Regions from separate parts of the Mus musculus genome. Here all the other regions are linked to region 2. A link is a loop called in an ENCODE intact Hi-C map of the cell type or tissue named here. Cell type or tissue: heart. All regions are shown on one strand.

What was found. A loop is a pair of places that touch in the nucleus more often than their neighbours do. Peaks named below come from ENCODE experiments on the same cell type or tissue, not always from the same donor. Only the 100,000 strongest peaks of a DNase experiment are listed, where the experiment ranks them.
Region 1: it touches region 2 in a loop (2.8-fold over the local background); 3 of 42 quality-filtered maps call a loop at or near these places.
Region 3: it touches region 2 in a loop (5-fold over the local background); 6 of 42 quality-filtered maps call a loop at or near these places.

What each region holds. Positions count from the first base shown.
Region 1 is chr4:124,739,202-124,747,201 of GRCm38, reverse strand. Inpp5b (inositol polyphosphate-5-phosphatase B) reads right to left here and starts at 5,352. Exons shown (of 24, transcript NM_008385.4): 1 at 5,286-5,352; 2 at 4,612-4,738; 3 at 4,172-4,266; 4 at 3,469-3,566; 5 at 3,299-3,328; 6 at 1,020-1,130. The coding sequence starts at 4,668. Gm12915 (predicted gene 12915) reads left to right here. Exons shown (of 4, transcript NR_151694.1): 2 at 2,023-2,215; 3 at 5,281-5,428. Gm32117 (a long non-coding RNA gene) reads right to left here. Exons shown (of 2, transcript XR_376640.4): 2 at 7,097-8,000. It overlaps Mir698 (microRNA 698), which reads right to left and starts at 3,421; the gene lies at 3,313-3,421. In heart, a CTCF peak has its summit at 4,980 (motif pointing left); a DNase peak (open chromatin) is centred at 5,341; H3K4me3 peaks cover 1,338 bases; H3K27ac peaks cover 1,380 bases.
Region 2 is chr4:124,846,765-124,854,764 of GRCm38, reverse strand. Mtf1 (metal response element binding transcription factor 1) reads right to left here. Exons shown (of 11, transcript NM_008636.4): 11 at 4,965-8,000. It overlaps 1110065P20Rik (RIKEN cDNA 1110065P20 gene), which reads left to right and starts at 4,201. Exons shown (of 3, transcript NM_001347196.1): 1 at 4,201-4,243; 2 at 4,332-4,533; 3 at 4,803-5,280. The coding sequence starts at 4,209. The coding sequence ends at 4,898. Yrdc (yrdC domain containing (E.coli)) reads right to left here and starts at 4,006. Exons shown (of 5, transcript NM_153566.2): 1 at 3,599-4,006; 2 at 2,958-3,072; 3 at 2,746-2,865; 4 at 749-891; 5 at 1-290. The coding sequence starts at 3,990. The coding sequence ends at 218. In heart, a CTCF peak has its summit at 4,318; DNase peaks (open chromatin) are centred at 3,474, 4,014, 4,914 and 6,934; H3K4me3 peaks cover 2,771 bases; H3K27ac peaks cover 2,406 bases.
Region 3 is chr4:124,932,884-124,940,883 of GRCm38, reverse strand. It overlaps Cdca8 (cell division cycle associated 8), which reads left to right and starts at 3,967. Exons shown (of 10, transcript NM_026560.4): 1 at 3,967-4,295; 2 at 4,401-4,529. The coding sequence starts at 4,202. It overlaps 9930104L06Rik (RIKEN cDNA 9930104L06 gene), which reads right to left and starts at 3,836. Exons shown (of 5, transcript NM_177573.3): 1 at 3,551-3,836; 2 at 2,167-2,444; 3 at 339-518. The coding sequence starts at 2,441. In heart, a CTCF peak has its summit at 3,965; a DNase peak (open chromatin) is centred at 3,903; H3K4me3 peaks cover 2,759 bases; H3K27ac peaks cover 1,926 bases.

The DNA of each region.
Region 1 (8,000 bases), 110 kb after region 2:
TGATACTTCGATGTTAGGGATGTCCAATCTCAATATTAATATTAATAATTATTATTACCCTTGCTTGCAACCACTACTAACAATCATAAATTATCTTTATTATGTTACATTTTGTTTATTTACTTATTTATTCATTAATTTATTATTAACTATTTACAAAACAGCACTTAAACCCATCCAAGGCTCCATTAATTCTTGTCCTGATTTCCTTTTACCAAACTAGCCTCCAAAGTCGGTCACCTTCCTGGCACACCTAGAGAAATGCTTGGAGCCGGATGTTAAGGCCCCATAGGCAGCTGTCATAGGAGACAAACCCTCGTACGTTCCTGCAGAGACCAGACATTAGCTTTAAAGGGACTCCTCCTTATCAGTGCCCGGTGAGCACCTGAGCCCCAGCACCTGGCAGCATGAATTTGCATTCTCTGTCACTGGGCCTCCGCTCTGTACACAACCTCTCTGCTTGCCTGGCTGATCTCCCATCTAAACAAATTTTGTCAAATGGCACCAACTTCTTCTTGCTGGGCCAAAGCTAGCCTTTTTTTTTTTTTTTCTTCTCCAGCTGCAATGGGGAACAGAGCAGGGTTTGAGCGGAATACATTTGACAGACTTCTCTTGGTTGTAGCTATGGATACTGGAGAATTTGGACCCCTCTGCTAACTTGGAGGAAGCCCCGAATCCTCAGAGTCACAGCCCAGTTAACATTCAGGTTTAGTAACCAGAAACAGAAAACCAAACGCCGGCCAGGTGTGGTACACAAGCTTGTAAGGCCAGCACTCGGGAGGGAAGCTGAGGCAGAAGGATCAGGAATAGGGAGCGAAACCCTCATCTCAAAAAGGGAAAGCAAACGTGTAGCTAGCTGGCAGCCCAGGCACTGTGACTCCATGCCAGCAGCCTTGAGATGGTGCGGAAACTGAGTTGTATGACCCCAATGGGGTTGGAAAGTCAACTGTCACTACCAAGAGAGTACAGCAGTGCTCTCAGCCAACACAGCCTTTCCAGGAAACCTGGCTCTTACCTACCTGGACAGGCTCTGGCCACTTCCTGGAGGAACGTTCTGGTGTGTGAACCAAAGGGAAGTTGGAATACAAGCTTGAGTTCAGCTGTGTTCAATTGTACTGTCACATCAGAGCCTGTAGAGAGGAGACAAGAAATGCAGTCACCAGTAGCTAAATACTAAAATGTATTAAGAGGAGACTCTGCGAGCTAGAGAGCTGGCTCAGCTGTTAGGAGCACTTAACCCTTCCAGAGGACCCGAGTTCAATCCCCAGAACCCACATAGCAGCTTATAACTGTCTGTAACCCCAGTGCCAGGGGATCTGATGCCCTCACAGAGACATACACAAAGGCAAGACATCAATGCACATAAGTTAAAAATAAATATTTTTTTAAAAAAAGAATGGACTCTGCCTGGTGGAGGTGGCACACACCTTTAATCCAAGCACTCAGGAGGCAGAGGCAGACACAACTCTGTAAGTTCAAAGCCAGCCTGGTGTACAGAGCAAGTTCCAGGACAGCCAGGCCTGGAAACAGAGAGAAACCCTGCCTTGAGAAACTATTTAAAGGAGATCTGGAGAGATAGCTTGGAGGTTAAGAGCACTGGCTATTTTTCCAAAGTTCCTAAGTTCAATTCCCAGCATCCCTATGATGGCTCACAACCATCAATAATGAGATCTGATGTCCTATTCTGGCATGCAGGCACATATACAGGCAGAATACTGTATATATAATAAGTCTTGAAAAAAAACAAAAAAACATAAAAAAAAAGAGAGAGAGAATCTGCAAAATGGCAAATCAGAAAGCCTAAACTTGGGCTAGTGAAATGGCTCAGCAGTTAAGAACACTGGCTACTCTTCCAGAAGTCCTGAGTTCAATTCCCAGCAACCACATGTTGCTCATGACCACATGACCATCTATAAAGGGATCTGATGGCACATAGGTGTGCTTGCAGCAGAGCACTCCTACATTTGGGGGAAGAGGAGATTGGGAGATTGCTGTGTGATTGGGATGTAATGTGGATTTAAGTTCTCCAGCTCTGTGAACTGAAGAGCATGCAGAAGTGCACTGCAGCACCTGCCTATCTGCTGGTCCACCGTAGAGCCAGGCCCTGAGAATGACATGATGAGGAGAAAAGACTACACACAGGAGAGGCCCAAGCTGAAAGATGTGGCACTTACAAGAGCAGGGGACCCTGGGGCCACTGGAGATGGCTCAACAGGTAAGTGTTTGCTGCCAAGCCTGAACGAGCTGTCCTTTGGTCGCCACACAGACACCATGGTAATTCAAGTACACATACACACACTCTAAATAGTTAGTGTGGTAAGTTTTTTTACATTAAAGGTAGGTTTATTGGGAAGCTGCTTGGGTGGGGGCTCACTGGTTCAAAGGACTGAGGCCAGGCGAATCACCATGGGGAAAGGTACAGGGGGAAGGAAGTTAGAAAGGGCTCAGGGAGAGAAGGGGAGAAGAGGAGCATGGGATAGTTTTTTTTTTTTTAAGAAGAGCGAACTGGCGGGGCAGTGGTGGCGGCACATGTCTTTAATGCCAGCACTCAGAGGCAGAGGAATTCGAGGCTAGTCTGGTCTACACAGTGAGTTCCAGGACAGCCAGGGCTACATGGAGAAACTCTGTCTTGGAAAACCAAAAAGAAGAAGAGGAGGAAGAAGAGAAGGAAAAGGAGAGGGAGAGGGAGTAGGGGGAGGAGGAGGAAGAAGAGGAGGAGGAGGGAAAGAAGGGGGAAGAGGAACAGCAGCAGGAGAAAGAGGAAGAAGAGAAGGAAGAAGGAGAGGAGGAAGGGGAGGAGGAGGAGGGTTACAACTTGTGGTGTCTGAGGTGATGATGGAGCCCACCTGGAGGACTGAAACGCACTGACAAGGGGTGATTAAGGAAAAAGAGCTGGTAGAGGGTAGCACCTGATTCTTAGTCACCGTAGTATGGACACCAGGAAAGTTTTCTCTAGAGTAAAAGCCCAGAAGCTGGATCTTTCATTCTACCTAGTGGGTTCTGGGACTCGAACTCGGAAAGTTGGTCTTGACAGCAAGCACCTTTCTCCACTAAGCCGTTCCACCAACCCAAGAATTTTCTCTTTTGGTTTGTTGTCAGTCTACGGCTTGCCTAGAACTCACAATGTAAGTCCAGACTGACCTCAAATTCAAGGCAATCCCCCTGCCTCAAGCCTCCCACATGCTAGGATTTCAGGCACCTAGCATCACTCCCATCCAGGCATGTTCTCGTTCATCTTTCTGTCTTTGGAACCTGTCCCATTGACCTAACAGGGACCCAGATTGAAAGGGCTACTCACCAAGGATGTAGAGTTCACCATCTGGGGACACTGAGGGAAGGAAACGAGAATGTCTTTAGCAACTGAACATCCCTGTCCCACCCACATAGCCACCACCCTCCCTTACAGTGAGGGCAGAGATGAGTTGGGGGCCACCCAGAGGAGAGCATACCACCCGGCCCAACTGGCACCTTCTTCCAGCATAAAATCTTTTGAGAGTGGCACTATCTGGTCCAGAGATACATCGTCTCCTGTGATGGCCATCCTCCGGTGTGTATACAGGAAGAGACTAAGGGCAGAAATGAGTGGAAGGCCCAGCTTAGAGTGCTTGTGGTCACCTGTGGGTCCCTAGTGCTTAGCTGGCAGTGCCCTAGCCATACGCATGGCTCAGGCCCTTTCCATGCACAGTGTCCAGTGATGCAAGAGCAGTACACATTCCAACCATCTCTTCAACCCCATCCCTTCCCTTTTTGAGGTAGGGTCTCACTCTGTAGCCTAGGCTGTGCTTAGAATGTAGCCCAGGATGGCCTGGAATTTGTGACAGTCCTGCCTCAGCTTCCTGGTGCATGTGCTCGCTCGTTCCCAGTTCAACCCTCTGTACTTTACTCTGGGTAAATGGAGCTATGAAGAACAATTTGCATAGGATTGCAGCATCCGGATTTAAACTCGGGCACTCACACAAACTCAAAATCTGGCCAAGTTTGATATAACTGCCTCTCCTCTAAAAGCTTCCACATCACATCTTGCTGATTATTAAAGGCTTAGAACACGGTGTTCCAGAACACTATCATTGTGTTAATTAGTCTAGGAGACTCAGACAGAATGACTGAAGTCCAGCTGGAGGATACTGAAGAACCACCCATGGCCCACACAGGCAGTCTGAGCCCTACTTACGCATGCTCCTGGGCGTCATTTTCCAGCCGGTACCTCACCAGCCCGAGCAGGCGGCTCTGCCGGCTATCTCCCTTACACAGCACACCTTGGACTGCCTGCTGCTCAGAGTGAAGGGAAACTGAAAGCCAAAGGGCGAAACTCCCCATCCGGCCCACTCCACCACGCTGCCTTTCCCTCTCCCACTGGCAAACGACTTCACCTCTCTGAGTTTTCCTCATCTGCAAAATGGGTATAATAGTCTCCAACTTTGCAGCTGGTTGAGAAAATAGCTACCTATGTAAAGCACCTGGTAGAGAGACCAGAGCCAAGTGAATACTTGGTAAATATTGGTTTACCTTTTCCCATATGGCTTCGAGAGAAATTTTTCCACACCCTCCATCCCACCTCCCAAGGCTGAAGCAGGCACGATCTGGATGGCAACCTACAACTGGGAAGGATATGATGACGCAGTATTCCCCCTCAACCAGGGTCTCCTGGATTGCCACAGACTGGTCCATGCTGAGCTGTCAAACCCTGGGGTAGGGCAGGTGGGAACCTCCCATTCCGTATTAGAGCTGCTTCGGGGGGCTGTGGGGATGAAGAAAGGGGCCTTTGTGGAGGGAAAAGAGAGAGCCTGGTCATCTCTCTTCTCCTTCTGGCCTTCCCCGTCTTTCCTACAATGGGTCTCTCAACGTTTCCAGAAAATGGGTTTCTACCCCTTTGCCCCTTGCTCGGTGTCGCCCCAGATGTTCCCAGTGGAGTTCAGTATGCTCTCTGGTCTCCTTGCTTCTGGGTACAGCTCTGATGCCCTCTTCAGGGAGCAGTTGTGGTCCATCTGGCTCTTCTCTGGGAAAGGTTGGTGGTGTGTCCAAATAGGGGTAGGGAGACAGCCTTCGCCTCAGTCTCAGCTAGGAGGGTCTTATTCTGGAGAAATAACCCAGCCCCGCTGCTCTTTCCTCGGAGCCTGTGGGTGTCCCGTTGCTCCTTGCCCCTCACCCCACCCAACAGGCCCCGTTGCATCAGCAGCAGGTTAGGAGTGTCCATTCTGGCACCCACAGGACAAGGGCCCCAGCAACCAGCTTGCAAGCCCCCTCCCACTCTGCACTTATTTCAGATCCTTGTCATTGCAGCCTACCTCCCGAGCTGTCACCGGTGGGCCTGCAGGACACCTCCGTTCCAGGGCAGATTAAGGACTACATTTCCCAGCGGCCCTGGCGTCACAGGACGGACAGCCAGCCTGCAAGTCCCAGCATGCCCGAGTCGGACATGGACGAGTAGGTGGGTCTCCCCGCCCTTACTCTATTTAAAAATCTAGAATCTACAGTCTGTATTCAAGCATACTCGGGCGTCCCAGTTCTGGAAAGCCTGCGTGAGGAACGCCTTTCTCAGCCCACTAAATCAAAGGGCCAAGGCCCATGTCCAAGGCAGAAGGAAGTGGTCATGTTACCCTAACGGAAAAAATGATGTTAACTTTTATTTTCAAGTTAAGTCCATCCTCAACTCTTCACATGCAGAAAGGGACAGCTTTCTATTATTCTGAAACACTTCCAGATAACTACCGTGCCCTGGCTTCATGTATGTCACCTTCTCCACTTGCCAGGTGGAGAAACGGAGGAACAGAGAGACAAAACTGTTTGACAAAGTCCGTAGCCAATAAGTGCTGGGTGCCCAGAGGGAAGTCCAACTCCAATTCCTGTGTCATTTTCCCGTCTAGGAACTGCTAAATGTTCTTAAGACCTATCTAGCTTTTCTGTCAATGGAACTTGAAATGTGTGGCATCTTTATCTGTGACACAGTAATGACAACCACCAGGCAGCGCGGAGGACTCTTCTTAACAGCGGAGGACGATGTGGCCCTCTTGGCTCTTTATTTCTTTAAAGATCTGTTAGTTTTTAATTTTTTGTGTGTATGTGTGTGTGCTTGCATGAATTTATGTGCACCGTGTGTGTGTGTGTGTGTGTGTGTGTGTGTGTGTGTGTGTGTGTGTGCACGCTCACCTAAGAAGGCCAGAGGTCATCAGATCCTCGGGGCTGGTGACAGGAGGCTGTGAGACACCTGATGTGTGTGGTGGGAACTGGGTCCCAAGAAAGAGCAATATGTTCTCTTAACTAAGGAGACATCTCACCGCAATGCCCAGATAGACAGCCCTGAGCAGGTTTTGTCCTCAAGCCCCTTAGCCACATTCTATTGGCCATTTACCCTGACAGGAACTATTCTCTTCCAGACTCCATTGTTCCCTTCTAGGTAAAGACTATATATAGCTAAACCGGGGATGGTGGCACACTCCTTTAATCCCAGCACTCGGGAGGCAGAGGCAGGCGGATTTCTGAGTTCGAGGCCAGCCTGGTCTACAAAGTGAGTTCCAGGACAGCCAGGGCTATACAGAGAAACCCTGTCTCGGAAAAAAAAAAAAAAAAAAAAAAAAAAAAAGACTATATATAACTCAAGACAGGACAAAAGAAGCTAGCTCAGACGAGAGAGTCTAGAATGGTTGGTTTTTTCTCAACTGCTGACTATTTCGGTAAGCTGGATCCCTGAGGACTGGGCTGAATCTTGCCCTTACACTCCTGTGCAGTTTCTGGTATAGTGGCTCTGAGACTTTCATTTATTTATTTTGAGCAGTCCTGAGGATGGAGCCTAGGAACCGGAACCCAGGGCCTCACAGCTGCCAAGCAAACACTCCATGACTGAGCCACATCTCCATCTCAGAACATGTTCACCCCAATTAGTTAGCTTTACTGATTTAAGATTGCTTCTCGCCGGGCGTGGTGGTGCACGCCTTTAATCCCAGCACTCGGAAGGCAGAGGCAGGTGGATTTCTGAGTTCGAGGCCAGCCTGGTCTACAAAGTGAGTTCCAGGACAGCCAAGGCTATACAGAGAAACCCTGTCTCGAAAAATCAAAAAAAAAAAAAAAAAAAAAAAAAAAGCAAGCAGTTGGGCCAGTGTTGCAGAATGGATGGCCACTGTAACTTTTTATTGCTGTTGTTTTGAGATAGGGACTCACTAGTTAGCCCAGGCTGGCCCAAAATGTGCCTCAAACTCATAGTGATTTTTACCTCTAAACTGTCTCATTGACCCCACACCCACCCCTGTAACCTTTAACCTGCCCCCCTCCTTTTTGTTTTGAATTGAACTCTGATAACCAGTTCAACCTGCATGTTGCAAACTCCTCCCAGACTCTTCCTGGTTGTCTCTTTCTAGAAACATCCACAGCACAACTGGAGTTCAAGTTGATTGGGCTGCAGTTTTGAAGTCAAATGGGGGATGAGGGGAAAGGGCACTAGTTAGAGATCAAGGCACTGAAGGTCACTGAAGGAAGGCAGGAAAACCCCTTAAAGCTGATCGTTAGAGAGGAGGGGCTGGGGAGATGGAATGGGCGAGGCTAGGCGGTCTTTACAGACCGAACTATCCCTGCAGGATTTGGGGGGGTGTCTTCCCAAAATGTAGGTCAGACAAGTATATCCTCCCCACCCCCAAAAGTCTAAGCCTCCTCTTGGGATTGGGGACAAGGACCCATGTTCAAGGCCCAGACCCTGTGAGTGGGGAAGGGGGAACCTGGACTTGGTAAGTCATGCTCTCTAAAGACACAGCTCCAGGGTTTGGAGCAGGGAGATGTGAAGGCTTGCAGTGTCCACAAATTCTTTTCAGATGTCACTCTCTGATAACTGCTGAGCCCAGGTAGTGGACCAGGGACAGGAACAGAGCAAAGGGAGGAGCGTCTGTAGCTACACTGGGGATCCAGGGCAGGGGGTTCCTGGTGACTCTTGGAGTGGCCTTGTTGAAGTTAAGGGTCCCATCTGGCTGGAGGCAGCCACCTGAGGCCAAAGCTTGACAGTACATAGGTAGCAG
Region 2 (8,000 bases):
TAATTCTTGGCTGACAAATAAATGTACAGAATAAATAAATATAACCTTCCCCCGGGGACAAGGCTCACCCTGCAGCTTCTGGCTGGCCTACAGGATTCAGAGCCAAGGATGCTGCCTAAAAAGCTAGGCTATAGATGTAGGAACCTCAGGCAGTGAGGCTTTGCCATCCAGTAGCAGACACATAGTATCCAGCATGGTCCTTGGGTCCTCCCAAGTTTCATGAACAGGACCCCTGTGAAGGGAGCAGCCCATATTTCTGCTGGAGGATCGATGTAGTGTTTTCCAGGGCACTGAGGAAGATAGAAGGTAGTTAAGAGTTTGACTTCTCAGAAGATGGAGTACACCAAAGTCTGAGTAGCCTAATTCTAATTACTGTCCCACTGTTAAACAAACTTGATGAATCTTAAAAAGCCAGCTATACCAGCAAATTTAGTCCCAGCCCACTTAACACCTCTCTGTGGCAGCCCTTAGTGGTCCCTTTAAAATGGTAATGAAGATATGCACTTTTTTGGTTAAGTTTTTGTTATTTTTGCTTTCAAGACAGGGTTTCTATGTGTAGCCCTGGTGTCCTGGAATTGCTTTGTAGACCAGGCTAGCCTTGAACTCACAAGAGATCTGCCTGCCTCTGTCTCTTAAGTGCTGAGATTAACGGCGTGAATTAACACTGCCTGGAGAAAACCTGCACTTTAAATCTTCTCTTTTCTCCAACCTCCCTCACATTCCCCAGAGGCACAGGAAAGATACTTACCAGCCTGGGCGAATAATGCCAAACTTTCCAGGCACAGATAAGTCAACCACAGTAGAGCCGAGGCGACACTCAGGGCTCTGACTATCCCCAATTGGCCCCCCATCAATGACAAGGGACAAATGAGGCCAGAGGTCTTGGAACTCCTGAAAAGAAAGAAGGTTAGGGCACAGCTGAATTATCATCCTGAATACACAGCTCACATTTAAATATAATTATCTTCCTTTAAGCAGCATAGAAACCTCTTAGTACCGTCAGCTAAGTCAAGGGCACAATTAACACCAGGATCTGATATGTACCACGTCTGAAGCCTCCTTAGGTATGCACTCCTTAAAGAAAACCTTAATGCAATAAGAGGAATTCCAAGTACTGCAGGGATGGGGGAGGCTTAGGTCCAAAAAGTGGCGTGCTGGGTATGAGCCAGTCTTTCCGTATCTGTGTGATGCATGTAAATTACTTCACTCAGGCCCCTAAAGCAAAGCTCTAGCAGCCTGATCCTAGACCTCAGTGGAAGTTAAGAACTGTATAAACACATGCCACCAGCACTCAGCCCCTAGGCTACAGGGTGTACTGTTAACAGAGCTTGATTTCTTCTGGCCCCAGTAAAGAGTCTTCAATGCAGTTAGGCAGGGAACCAGCTATAAATCAAGCAATGACTGTGCTGGTCTAGGGCCGCTGACAAGGTAAAAACTTACTCCTCCTCTGGGAAGATTCCCACCCACGTCCACAGTGTATAGCTACCCGGAGCAACTAAAGCAGATACTACATTTCCAATGTCCCCAGGTCTGGCATAGAAAACCCCAGCACTTTACTGCAGCTAATGTTAAGTGTTGGAAGAACAGAACAAAGCTCCTTTGCCTGTTCATTTGTCCTAAACTACACAGCCAACACAGGATTACAATGATCTTATCTCAGGCCTATCTGGCAGGCAAAAATAAAATAAGGTCAGGAGTCAAAAATTAGGTGAGGCCAGGTGTGCTGGTACAGATGCAAAACTGGGGAGGCCCAAGGGTCCTGACTGTGAGTTCTAGGCCAGCCTGGGAGACAGAGTGGATCCTGTCCCAAACAGAAACATGCCCCCTCCAAAAAGAAAGAATTCAGAGAGAACTGGCAATTAGTTGGGACTGTCATTTAATGACCATGTGACAGAACAGCGAACTAATGTTTCAAAGCCCCAAATTTTTCTCAGCATGGTTGTCAAGTCTCTGACAACCACTTCCCTCACAAAGCTGTCTGTATTTCCTATAATCTGTTCTTTTTCTTTGAGACAGAGTCTCTCTATGAACTCATTCTGTAAACTCAGAGGGCCTGGAACTCCGCAATCAGACTGCTTCTGTCTCCTGAGTGCTGGGATTAAAGATGCTCACCACCACTCCGACATCTTTTCTATTATCATCGATACAAAAAACCACACCTGCTCTCCCTTGGCCTATCAAGATAAAACAATTCCAACACTTTCTAAAGAAAAATAAGTAAAGCTCCCAGGGGCAAAGAGATGGCTCGGCAGTCAAGAGCATTGACTGCTCTTGTAGAGGACCAAGGTTCAATTCCCAGCACCTACACAGCAGCTCATAACTGTCTACAACTCCATGGTCGGGAGATCTGACACCATCACCAACTCCATGGTCGGGAGATCTGACACCATCACCTAGACACACACACACACACACACACACACACACACACACACACACACGCGCGCGCGCGCAAAACAGCAATGTACATAAAATAAAAATAAATCATTAAAAAAAAGTAAGTGTCCCTAAATAACTAAGGCTGACTGAGATTTTCTTACCCTAGCCTCCTTGTCCTGGCCTTACAAGTACACCACCTGCCCCCTTCCAAGATTCATTCGGATACCCTCCTCTAACCAACACCAAATGGGTAACCTTCTCACCCATGCACCAAAGGCCCAAATTTCTGCCAGGCAATCCCATTACAGTGTTAGCCTTGTTGATTTTAAGGAAACAGCAGTTTAACCTGCTGGGGCCAATTCTCACCTCAACACTCAGAGAACTGGCCTGGGAGCTGAGGTTGGCACTAGTGAGTGCAAGTGGTCCCCCAAACATCTGGGCCAAGTCCAGCATGAAGGCATGGTCAGGAATCCGGATGCCAACAAGCTGGGAAGCAAGAAAAGAGAACGTGAGGAAGACATCGAGGGCTTGCAAGCGTCTGATTTAGATCGCAGGAAAAGGGAAAACTCTTGACTCACACGAGTAAAGGGGTTCAGGTCTTTGTTGAGCTCCTCGGAGCGCTCCATCACCAGGGTCACAGGGCCTGGGAACAGGTCTTCCAGGAGCTCCCTAGGTACTCTCACCTGACAGTACCTGCAGGCAAAGGAGCACAAATCCTCTCCAAATCACCCTGATGGACCTTTCCTGGGGACTTAAGGCAGATGCTGGAGAGGGGTCCCCTTCGCGTGTATAATGAACGAGATCTACCTGACTCTCTACTCCCTCTTCCTCGGAGTTCTGGCAGAAGACAGACTCCACAGAGTACCCTGGGCTTTAAGTCTATCCGCCTGTCTTGGGGGACAAAACCACAGCGCCGTGGCACGTGGATACAATCTCAATCCGTTTAATCATCTGGAAGGCGTTACCCCGAAACGGGCCTCCCCTCCGCCCATCACAAGGGCACCGGGAGAAGAGTGCCATGCTCGCCTAACTCAGCTTCTCGACCGACTGTCTAGAGCGGATCTTGGCGAGCCGTCAGCGCTCCCGACCAATCTCCAGTTCCGGATTCCTCCTCGGGGAGCAAGGACAAGCCCCTCCCGCGCTCGGCGGACGCCGCGGTCTCCCGAGGCTGTCACCGGAAACCCCTCCCGCGGGGCCGCCCCCAGCGGGGCCGCCTCACCTGTAGACGTCGGCCACGCGGCCCAGGCACACGGCCAGCGGCTTGGCCTCGCTGCGGCCTTTGAGGCGGTACACGCAACTCAGGGCCGCCGAGCTGCTCGCCGAGCAGGCCAGGCCGTAGAGCGTGTCGGTCGGGACCGCCACCACGGCGCCGGCGCGCAGCTCGGCCACGGCGGCCCGCAGCGCCTCGGTCCAGCCGGAGCGCTCGGGGCTCGCGGCTTCCACGGGCTCGCTCTCCGGAAGCCGCAGCAGCCGGGCCCCCGGCAGCGCCGGAGCGGGCTCAGGAGGGCGTAGGAGGCGGCAGCCGCGGCCAGAACTAGCCGGCCCGTCGCTCAACCCCATGCCGGCCGCCACGGCGGCCCTCAGCCCCGCGCACGGACGCGCCGTAGACATCCGTGCCGAGCCGCTTCCGGGAGGAAGTGACGCACGGACGCAACTTCCGGCCCGCGAGGCTCGGCCCCGCCTCCGCTCCCGGCCGCTTAAAGGGACCGCGACCCCCAGGCGACTTGAAGGAGAACGGTGGGGACGGGGCGGGGCTCGGCTTAGCGGACTCCTCGCGCGGCGCGGGGGGCGGACTGCGGAGGGGTGGTGAGCGGGTGGCACGGGCGGCGATGGAGTGGGGTCCCGGCGCAGGCTGGTCACGGGGGTGAGAGCGGGCCGGCGGGGCGGTGGGTTGGGGCCGCGACCTCGCGCCGCCTAGCGCCGGGCCCTGACGCCGTCTCTCTCCCGGGCAGGGAGGCTGCCGGCGTGGACCGTGGGAAGGCGGGGTTGGGGCTCGGCGGGAGGCCACCCCCGCAGCCGCCCCGAGATGAACGCGCCCAGCAGCTGCTGGACGCCGTGGAGCAGCGGCAGCGGCAGCTTCTGGACACCATCGCCGCCTGTGAGGAGATGCTGCGGCAGCTGGGCCGCCGGCGCCCAGAACCGGCTGGTGGCGGGGTCAGTGCCCAGTGCCCTCTCCGGGCTGGACCTGGGGAGGTGGGCGCTTCCCACTCACTGCACTGGTCTAGCTCGCGCTCCCCACCCCCACCCCGCTCCAAAGGAGGCAGGTGGAAGAGCATCCCCACCGCTTAACTTCCTTTGATCTGAGCGAGGTTTTGAAAAAGCATGGTACTGTCGAGATGCCAAGTGGCCTTATTCTTGTGGGGCCTAACTTAAGGCCTTTCCTCCGGGCTCATCCCCCCTCCCCCCTTTTCTGTTCCAACTAGAACGGTTCAGCCAAGTCTGGAGCGCCGCCCCAGCCATCTGTATCGGCCAGAGGTGGCCTTCCAAAGGATGCTGGCGATGGAGCCTCGGAGTCTTGATCATACCCTAGCCGGGCACCCTGACTTCTGTCCCTTTCCAGGGCCAGTGGCTGGACTGTGACCAACTCCCTTCACTAAAAGGGGCCAGTCTTCACGGGCAGTTGCTGGTACTTGGCCCTCAGCCTGGGATGGCAACTCTACTAGCAGCTGGGTTCACTCCCACGTCGTCCTGGCTGAAGGCAGTACTGTGCTTTGAAATGGAGCCAACAAACATCCAGTCTTGAGTACTCGGATTCAGGAAGCCAGCAGTGCTGGCCAGAGTGGTCTGGCCTGCTTTGGGGGTTCCAGGTGGTATTACATGTTCATTTCATGCTTTGGGGGCTCTCAGCCCCACAAAACACTTGAGCAGAGTCTTGATTAAAAGGAAATCTGCAGACCCTGGTGACTGACCTTTCTTTTCTGTCCCTCCAAGACTTGATGGCTGGGAGTGGGAAGAGAGTGTCAACCAGGGACAGGGATGGGAAGTAATGCCACATGTACTACCAGATTTAAATAAGCATTTAATTAAGATTTCATTAGTATTTAATATTGCTTTTTCAATTCCAAAAAGTTAAATTTTCACTTCATAGCAGATATTTTAAAGTACAATATTAAGTTTATACAAAATGAGCAATTAAGCAAACACTATTATTTCACATTCTTCAAAAATACAAATTCGTATTTATTCTTTTTAGGGGTTGGAGGTTTCTTCCTTTGGAAGTACTGAACCTGTAACGTTTTCATATCGCTCAGTGGAAGTCCGTTGTTCCCATGTTTTACATTTAAAATAAACTTGGTACTTTTACATAATTCAAATAAAACTATTTGGGACTTAAAAACTTGTCACCAAGACCACTGGCCAATGATTAGTTTGTGTTAGAAAAGAGTTTGTGGCCTTTTCTGGCTAGATCTGAGCCAGGCAACCAGAAAAGCCCGTTTTCCAGCCACCTTCCCCAAACTGCAACAGGGAATTCCCAGGAAAAGGGACTAGCTACCTGGGACTCCAACCTCAGTGACATTTTCTCCAAAGCACAACCAAAGATGCAGGCTGTTGACTCACACAGCCCTTGGGAAGCCTGAGAACACCCGCGGCAAGGGCGGGCAAGCCCCTGACTTGGCACCTCGAGGGACACGGGGATACTACAATAAACACCCCAGATTTTGGTGGAAAAAAGTTTTATGAAAACATTACCTGTTTAAAAAAAAAAAAAGTAGAAATTGCATTGAATTGAGAAAGTGACATGACATTATCACCTATTTTTGTCCCAGTGAGCCACCACCAAGGAGCAGTGTATGGTTTTTACACGCCAGTTCTAGAAAAAGGTTGTACTATAATATAATTTGACAGATCCAATTAAACTTGCATTTTCAACGCAGACTGAGAAGCCCTCAAGCCGCCAGAACAGTGAGAGATGCCTGGGCTAATGACCAACCTCCCCAAGAGCAGGGGCATAAGAAACAAGATCCAAGAATATGCAAGAAACAGACCAATCAGAAATATGTATGATCCAGTTTTATGGCTCATCCCCTTCTGCCTCAGAGGAGAGATGGACAATTTCCCATCTGTGTCACAGCACAACCACTTGCAAACTTCATCTGTGAAAATCTTGCACTGGCTGGAGTATATTTAAAATGCCTCTACAGTTGGGAATTTAAGAGTAAGTGGGAGCCGGTGAGGGAGGTCATTAACGGCTTCCTAAATGGATTTGATGAAGCGTGGAAGTCATTCTGCTTTTGAGCCAACAGAGGTGGTGCAGAGAGCCTTCCGACATATTTCTGATTGGGGCTGTGAAAAAGCTGTAAATTCGCGACAGTAGTGCACTTCCACACACCAACAGTCTCAGTGACACTGGAGACGCTTCCCTTCAATGGATGTGTTTACAAATATGAAAGTCTAAAGGTGCCAGGTTTCTACCTAGGAACAACCGACCCTTCCTTTCAGGAATCATTTTGTTCTGGGGAAGAGGGGAAAGAGCAGGGGACGGCGGAGAAGCAGTTGAAAAGGGGCCTCAACAGTCAGAAGAAAACAGCTGCAGCAGTTCCTTGGAGGGCCTGAGGGGGGCGCCCCGGACACACAGGAAGGCTTGCATAGATTGAGCAGCTGCTGAGATGCTGATAGTGGTTCCCTGTGGCCAGCTTCAGCACAGGGCTGATGGAGCAGAAGGCCAGGCCAGGGCCACGTGGGATAGCGACTGTCAAGCTACGCATATATTGCACCCAAGTAAGTGCTCTTTTTACACCTCAACTTAACTTTTATTCTGAGCAAAAAATAAAACTTTGGGGAAAGTATATATATGTATATATACATACACAACAGAAATTGCAGCAATTGGGTTAAAGATAAAAGTAACCTAAAGTGCTTTTTATTTTATTATTTAAAATATCAATATGAGGTTCTGCAAATTTGTCCCTCTGGACACATTCAGCATAATACAAAGCCTCAGGCAAAACTCAGGCACCTCCATTACCCCATCAGCCCACTGCCTTGATCCGGAAAACAACCTTTTCCCATCCACTGACTCTGAAAGGGAAGGGGAGTCCCATTGCCTTCTACCTAGAGGGCTCTCCACACCCCAAGCCTCTCCTTGGCATTGTACCATCATCTTATGAACCAAAGTCAACAGAGGACAGTACTCCTGTGGCCAAACTAGTGCTGCCCAAGGGCACTGAGCTCTCTTCTCTCAGCCTTACCCTCCTGCCTGGGAAGGACCACATTTATAAGGCAATTGGGTGGGACCAAGATCACCTGACCACCTCCTAGGTCCATCAGCCCTGCTGCCAACTAGTCTCTTGGAAGAGGCTAAACTGGAGATGCTAGTGGTAACCCAAGTCTCGTCTACAGGGTGACAGTGGTGATGGCTGTCGTGGAAGGAAAGGCTTAATCGACTTGCCAGAATTCACTCTTCTTGGCCTTACCCTAAGGTCATTCCCTGGCGAAACCACTCCATGAAGGGTCTTCGTGGTTCTAGTTTAGCCAGGAGGTTCCCTCTTCTCCAAGGTCCTTAGCATTAGAGGCTGGGCTTGTGGAAAGATGGGGGAAGGACCACTGGTACAAGCATGGCCGAAGCGTCTGTCTACCCTGTTTCACACATTGGCTCTCCACAACCACCAACTGCAAGCAGA
Region 3 (8,000 bases), 86 kb before region 2:
TACAGCCTGCTGACCCCGTGAATTATACAGCCTGCTGACCCCGTGAATTATACAGCCTGCTGACCCCGTGAATTATACAGCCTGCTGACCCCGTGAATTATACAGCCTGCTGACCCCGTGAATTATACAGCCTGCTGACCCCGTGAATTATACAGCCTGCTGACCCCGTGAATTATACAGCCTGCTGACCCCGTGAATTATACAGCCTGCTGACCCTGTGAATTATACAGCCTGCTGACCCTGTGAATTATACAGCCTGCTGACCCTGTGAAGTCTGCACCTGCTGCAGCCTCTAGGGGCGGCTCTGGGCAGTCAGTCAGGAAGCACTCGAAGGATATGAGCTTCCATAATGTCTGTCGATGTCCTGCAGCCACTCCAACATGTCAGCCACAGAGGGGCTCACAACTGAGGGGCGCAGGACGGTGTCAATGTCTAGCACAGCCGCATGCTGCTCGTAGGCCTGAAACACCTGCTCCACGTGGCTGTTGATGGTGTTACGGACCTTGAGGAGGGTGGCTCTGTGGGAAAAGGAGGGTGTTAGGCAGTATCCTAAAAAAAGATAGGGGGTAAGCCTTCTCAAACCACTACTGTCCTGTTAAGTTTTGTTTCAGAGGGGACTCAAACCCTTAGACGTGTTAGGGAAGCGGTCTACCACTGAGCTATACCCTTGTTAATTTAGTATGAGGGAAGGGCATGCACATGACAGAGTATGCTTGGAGATCAGAGGGCTACTTTGTGGCATCCACTCTGTCCTTCCACCTTTCCATGGGCCCGTGGATTGAACCCAGGTCATCAGGCTTACACGGCAAGTGCCTCTACCCCAGGAGCCATCTTAACTGCCCTTGTCTGGCCAGTTCTTCAATGGCAATGTGGGCTCGACATGCACAGACTGCTTGAGAATGTGAGTTATTTCCCCTGTGCATAAAGGCTTCATTGCTCACTGTGTTTCCCAAGAACAGCAAACACACAATCAGTGAATGAATTGTCACTGGAAAGATAAATACTATGATGTGTGTAAAGTGCCTTTGGCAGTGGCTACATAGTATTCGAATGCTGACTCTAAGGAACCCATCACTAAAACAAAGGCTGCAACTTCCCAATGGACAAGGGATCCTCTAGCCCAGAACGCTAGCTCTAAATATCCTACTGTGGCTTATGGTGTAAAAACAGGAAACAATCCAAAATCCTCAAGTGTGTAAGACCTGCTTATAGTCGATGACTAACATCAAGAACAAGCAGAAGCCGGGTGTGGTGGCGCACACCTTTAATCCCAGCACTCAGGAGGCAGAGGCAGGCGGATTTCTGAGTTCGAGGCCAGCCTGGTCTACAAAGTGAGTTCCAGGACAGCCAGGACTATACAGAGAAACCCTGTCTCCAAAAAAACCAAAAAAAAAAAAAAAAAAAAAAAAAAAAGCAGAAAACAGAGTATCTGTGTAACACCTGTGTTGTTACTGTTTCTTGGGCTACTTAGTTACACATGTATCCACTTGTGTGTAGAACCAGGTGGTGGTAAGAAGCCCCAGCTTAAGTGGCAGGCCCACTTCAGATTCCTGGCTCTATTTCTCACGGACTCTGTGATCAGGACAATCAGTTTGAGTTTCCCTTTTCTTGCTTCCAAGTGCATAGACAGGTATAAGGCAGAGGTGTACAAGGTCCCGGACACACAGTCCTTACTCCCAGCTCTCCCTGAACTGCAGTACACCAAGGACAACGACAGAAGAGGGCTGCACTCCTCGCCACCCTCTTCTTTTCTGCTTTTGTAATTTCTTCCATTTATTTAGTTGGTTTGGGGTTATTTTTATTTATTTGTTTGTTTACTTACTTATTTATTTTGAGACTGGGTTTATCTGTGTAGCCCTGGTTGCCTTGGAACTCTCTATGTAGACCAGACTGGCCTTGAACTCAGAGATCTGCTTGTATATGCCTCCTTAGTGCTGAGATTAAACACCTGGCCTGATTTGGGTTGTTTTGTTTTGTTTTAAAGACATGCATGGTCTTACAATGTAGTCCAGGCTGGCCTCGAACTCACAGACATTCAACTTAGCTCCAGCATGATTACTCCTGACTTGCTTTTGTCGATTTCTGTAGGACCCCCTGACTGAGGCTGGGATGCCATGCGGCATTAAGATCTGTCCATCAACAAAGGGGGACAACAGAGCCTCTTACAGCCGCTCAGCTAGCTTGTCCAGAACAACGTCACCAGCCTCCAGCTGCTTGCGCCTCAACCGCTCCTGTAAGTCTGGAAAGGGACGCAGGGCTGGCACATCCTCAAAGCGCAGACTCTGTGCGGCTTGCAGCTGCTCAGCCAGGTTACTGAGAGAGGACAGGAGGGGCGAGCAGTCCTGCAGGGTGCTCTGCCACAGGTTCTGCTGTTCCTCCACCACAGGGAAGCACTTCCTCAGGGCCTCCTGCACAACCAGCAGAGGCTGGTCATGAGCCATTTTCTGGGAAAAAATAAACAAAACAAAAGGGAGTCAGGGTACCAGAAGGGAGGGCCTGCATCAAGGCTGCGTCATTTCCGACCTCAGGAGAAGACCAGCTGTTGGTCTTCAAATAGTCCCAAGGCAATAATGAAAGGTAGGGAGACTTTGGGGGACACAAACAAGAACTCCTAGTCCTGGAAGTGGGCTGACACCTTCAGCCAACAATGAAGGAAGAATTCCTGCAAGTACACTTACCAACTGTGAACAGCCTTTCTTCCTTCCTGCTGTAAATCTTCCATGTTCTAGAAATCTCACCAGGAATCCCATTTACAGAGAAAGGACACACACTACCCCATTTACATCTGTAGGATTTAATACCATCAAAGAATCTTGAAAGCCACCTCACTTACTTCTCTTATCAAACAACTTCTTGTTTGAAGGGAGTCACAAGGGTTTTTAGAAACCCTTTTGAGATGTAAACTGAAAGCCACCAAAATAAGTAATTGTGGCTAATGTAACATGACTTTAATTCCAGCCCTCTGGAAGCAGAGCCGGGTTTTGGGTTTGAGGCCAGCCTGGTCTCAAGAAACTGGGGGAAAAGAAAGAAAATCAACTGCTGATCTCCCTAGAGAATCTCATACCCACGTGGCTATGTCTAACTTTCTGAGATTCTCTGAGGAGCATGCAAGTGTCTTTTATGCCTAGGTGCCTGCCTCTCTCTCTTAATTCTTGTGCTTATGCCTGTATTTAAAACAGCCATAGGCTGGGAGTTGTCGAATGCATCTTTAATCCTAGCACTGGAAAGACAGAAACAAGCAGATCTCTGTGAGTTCGAGGCCAAACTAGTATACACAGAGACTTCCAAGATAGCCAGCGTTATATGGTGAGGCCCCGTAGCAAATATGTTCATGTAACTCTGCTTCATAAATCAGCTAGTGCTGAGTTCTTTTCAGCGTCAGGGCCATCAACTGAGCTCAGCTAGTGCTGAGTTCTTTTCAGCGTCAGGGCCATCAACTGAGCTCAAGTCCTTAAAAGGCTAGGGCAACTCCCCACGCTGCAGAGTGGAGCTGTGTCTCTGTCTTGTAACCGCGGACACTCAAGAATATTGATTCTGGCGGTCCTCTTACCTTCTCTCTGCAGGAAGACCGTTGCTTCGGGTCTTCCGAAGGGGTTTCTTCACGACAGGGCAATCTGCTTTAGACTGCGAGTCTCTGGGGTCTGTCTGTTCCGGGACCTGTGCTTCTGGAGTCAGTCTTGTCGCCTCTCTTTAAGATTTCCAGCCCTAAATCAACAGGAAAACGTAAATCCTGCGATGTCAACGCTGAGTACATCAAAAACTACACCGCGCTTATTCACAAGAACGAACTCACCACTCTACTTCCAGTTAGCACGACTCTGGAGTCGCGAAAAGATGGCGTGTGCCGCAATGACATCTGGGCATTGAAGTCCTCCATGAGGATTGGCTGGCGGAAGGAGAAGAAGCTTTATTGTGATTGGGCGTGGTGAGAACCGTCCTAAGACGGCGATTTGCTATTGGCTAGGCTGTGCCCGTTGAGTTTGAATTGGGTGGCGGTTAACCGAGGAGCCGCCCGTCCCTTAGTTGGAGCTGTGAGGGTTCCTCAGACTGTGTTTTGGGACCTGCAGGTAGGTTTCGGCAGAGTTCTGGAAACCTAGACTCCAACGACTGAACTTTCTCAGCTCTCCGACCGCTCACACCCTCTCCCCGTCTCAGTCGCGGAGCCGGCTGCTTGGCCCCTCGCTCGACGCAGCCAGGCGCCATGGCTCCCAAGAAACGCAGCAGCCGCGGAACCAGGACCAACACGCTGCGGAGCCGGAAGCTCGCCTCCTTCCTGAAGGACTTCGACCGCGAGGGTAAGGGGTGGATTCGCGTGATCGTGGGTTTTGGGTGGGTTGGGACGCGGATGCGACGGCTTCGCACACCTGACGCGGGATCCGTCCGCTTTCACCTCTTTGCAGTGCAAGTTCGAACCAAGCAAATTGAGTCCGACAGACAGACCCTCCTCAAGGAGGTGGAAAATCTGTACAACATCGAGATCCTTCGGCTCCCCAAGGCGCTGCAAGGGATGAAGTGGCTTGACTACTTCGGTAAGAGCTGCTAGCGTTTTCCCCGTGACCAACGAGTGCTTATCTTGAAAGCTTATTGTAGGGACTCATTCAGATGTCCCCTTCTTAATAAGGTCTAAAATAACCACCGGTAGGAAATTGCCATCTGTCATAACTTATAAAAGAATGGTGGGCCCATAGGAAAGAAGTAGGCATGAATTACCCTTCAGATGAGCGCTATTAGGACAGTGCATCTCACCTTCACGTTTGAATGGGAGAGCTTTAGAAGAGATATACCAGAAATAGAATGATGGAGGCCTGAAGGAAGAGGGGCGAGGCCGAGATCTCAAATCTATAGTACAAAGTGAGCTGATAATTGAAGGTTTTTCAGGGGTTGGGGGAGGCTGTTCCGCACTGACATGACCTAACCTATGCTAGCCTACCTGCCAATAGGCAGGGATGCAGTCGCTCAGTAGGACAGTAAGAGTTGTCCTGCAGCTTAACAGCGGAGGGAGAGGACTGTAAGAGCAGGACGCATCATGTCTTCTCAGCATCTCTGTATCCAGGGGGAGTGTTTTGGGAGAACACATCCATCTTTTGGGGAGACCCTACTGCTCAGCCCCACTGGAAACTGCCTGCCATCCAGCCAGGCCAGTGGTAGGCAAACCACTGTCCTTAGCAGGCCAGGTAACAAACAGTCTTGAGTTCTGGAACTGCATTTCTGTTACAGTTCCAAAAGAGCCGTGATGAGTTTGATTTCTGGGCAAACTGAAATGTCAATTTCACATAATTTTCACACATCCGGGAAATACTTGTACAAACTCAGCCTTCTAAAATGAATGAATAAATTAAGAGAAAAATTATTTGTTTTTTGTCAGAGCTCATTTCGGACAGTATCCTCAAACAGCTCTGTCTTGTGAACTACAAAGATAGGAGTAGGCCGGGCAGTGGTGGCGCACGCCTTTAGTCCCAGCACTTGGGAGGCAGGGCAGGTGGATTTCTAAGTTCGAGGCCAGCCTGGTGTACAGAGTGAGTTCAGGGACAGCCAGGGCTATACAGAGAAACCCTGTCTCGAAGAACCAAAATAAAAAACAAAAACAAAAGACAAATCACAAATCATCACGGCCAAATAAATTAACGCAAGCGTTTTCATTAGTGTATGCAGGCTGCCTCCCCCTACGGCTGGGTTTGAGAGATCGGCATTGGATGTGAGGAAGTCAAGTCTCTTACAGCTCAGTGGTTGGGTGGGGGGGGGGTGCGTCTTCAAATGGGGGATTTAGCAAGCAAAATGGGCGGGGTTACAGAAGCAGAACATAAGCAGAACAAGTTAGTCTCCTTCTGAAACAAAGCCAGGTGAACATAACAAGATAATCATAGCCGAGCAGTGGTGGTGCACGCCTTTAATCTTGGCACTTGGGAGGCAGAGGCAGGTGGATCTCTGAGTTCGAGGCCAGCTTGGTCTACAAAGTGAGTTCCGGGACAGCCAGGGCTACACAGAGAAACCCTGTCTTGAGGAGAAAAAAAAAAAGATAAGAGTGGTTTTCTGACCAGAGAAAAATGTCAGCCCATTTCCCGCCATTTGTGAAACCCCTGAGGAAGCATGGAGGCTCCTTTCTCTCCAGCTGCTTCCTCTGCCTTCCTCATCACTATATCTACCAGTGTGCCTCCTCCTTCCTAGGTACAAGTGCATGTTTTGCTAACAAAATTCTTCTGTCATGCCTTATTAATCTTTCTGTTCATTCATTTCTACAAAGTTAAGTGTCACTCACTAGGCTAGGCACTAAAGATGCACCTAGGAAAAGCAGACATTGTCCCACCACAGGGGTAGTGGAGAAGGACCGCTTAAAAATTCATACAGAATTTAGAAATAAAGTACGACAAACAAGATGGGAGTAGCAGCCAGTAAGTATGAACTGAATAAGCATTAATAGGATGAGCCAGTTTTGTTTTTGAGACAGGCTCTCTTTGCAGCCCTAATAACCCCAGCTATTCTGGAACTCTTATATAAATCAAGGTGGCCTTGAACACACTTGTGATCCACCTGCCTCTATCTCCAAAGTTCTCAGATTAAAGGCATGTGCCACCACGCTGGCAAATAGGCCAGTTTTAGGAGGATAACACTGGGGCCCAGAGAGATACATTACTCAGGTTCTCACATATGGAGGCAGAGTCTGTTTGCTCCCCATCATTCTGTCTGTAAGGCCCAGGATCTTAACTGTAGACCCTGGATTCCATGAGGAGTTCTTTGTCTTTTTTTTTAAATTGTGGTCATTGTTTTGTTTTGTTTTGTTTTTGTCTTTTTCTTGAGACAGGGTTTCTCTGTGTAGCCCCAGCTGTCCTGGAATCCATTCTCTAGACCAGGCTTATTGATTTAACAAAATCTCAATAGTTTGATTTTCCCTATGAAGACTTGGGAGCCAGATGCTGAGGTGAGAGCCTACTAGCTCAGAGAGACAGAGAGAGCACCCAGCTGACCTTCCCCCTCAGCTGATGTCCTAGAAGGCATGCCTCTCTCAGGCCATCTCAAGAAACCTTCAGATTGAATGCCCCTCCCTTCTACTTCCTGTATGTCTCTCTATCTACCCTCCTGACTTGTTCTTACCCTCTATGGTTTTTCCTAATAATCGTATGCTCACTTCCTGTCAGCTGGTTGCCTGCTCTATCTTTTGACCTATGGTTGACTCTGTTTAGTCATGTTTACAGTACTCAAGCAAAAAGCTCTTGGATTAAAGGTGTATGTTAAGGCTGAGCCACACAACTAAAAACGAGTTTTTCTAGTAAATAGCACAGTCCTGGGGTTCACAAATATTCTGTAACACAGGCTGGTGTCTGACTGTGAGATCCGCCTGCCTCTGCCTCCTAAGTACTAGGATTAAAGGCGTGCGCCGTCACTGCTGGGACCGTGAAGACTTGTAATAAGGAGCTCACCTAAGCTTTCATTCTATATCTTTTTGCCAGGACCAAGGGATATTATCTCGAATTCAGTTCAGGCGGGAGTAGACATCTAAGTAGCTTTAGTAGCTTTTGAATAATTTGAATAAGCAGAACAAGTTAGTCTCCTTCTGAAACAAAGCCAGGTGAACATAACAAGATAATCATAGCCGAGCAGTGGTGGTGCACGCCTTTAATCTTGGCACTTGGGAGGCAGAGGCAGGTGGATCTCTGAGTTCGAGGCCAGCTTGGTCTACAAAGTGAGTTCCGGGACAGCCAGGGCTACACAGAGAAACCCTGTCTTGAGGAGAAAAAAAAAAAAGATAAGAGTGGTTTTCTGACCAGAGAAAAATGTCAGCCCATTTCCCGCCATTTGTGAAACCCCTGAGGAAGCATGGAGGCTCCTTTCTCTCCAGCTGCTTCCTCTGCCTTCCTCATCACTATATCTACCAGTGTGCCTCCTCCTTCCTAGGTACAAGTGCATGTTTTGCTAACAAAATTCTTCTGTCATGCCTTATTAATCTTTCTGTTCATTCATTTCTACAAAGTTAAGTGTCACTCACTAGGCTAGGCACTAAAGAT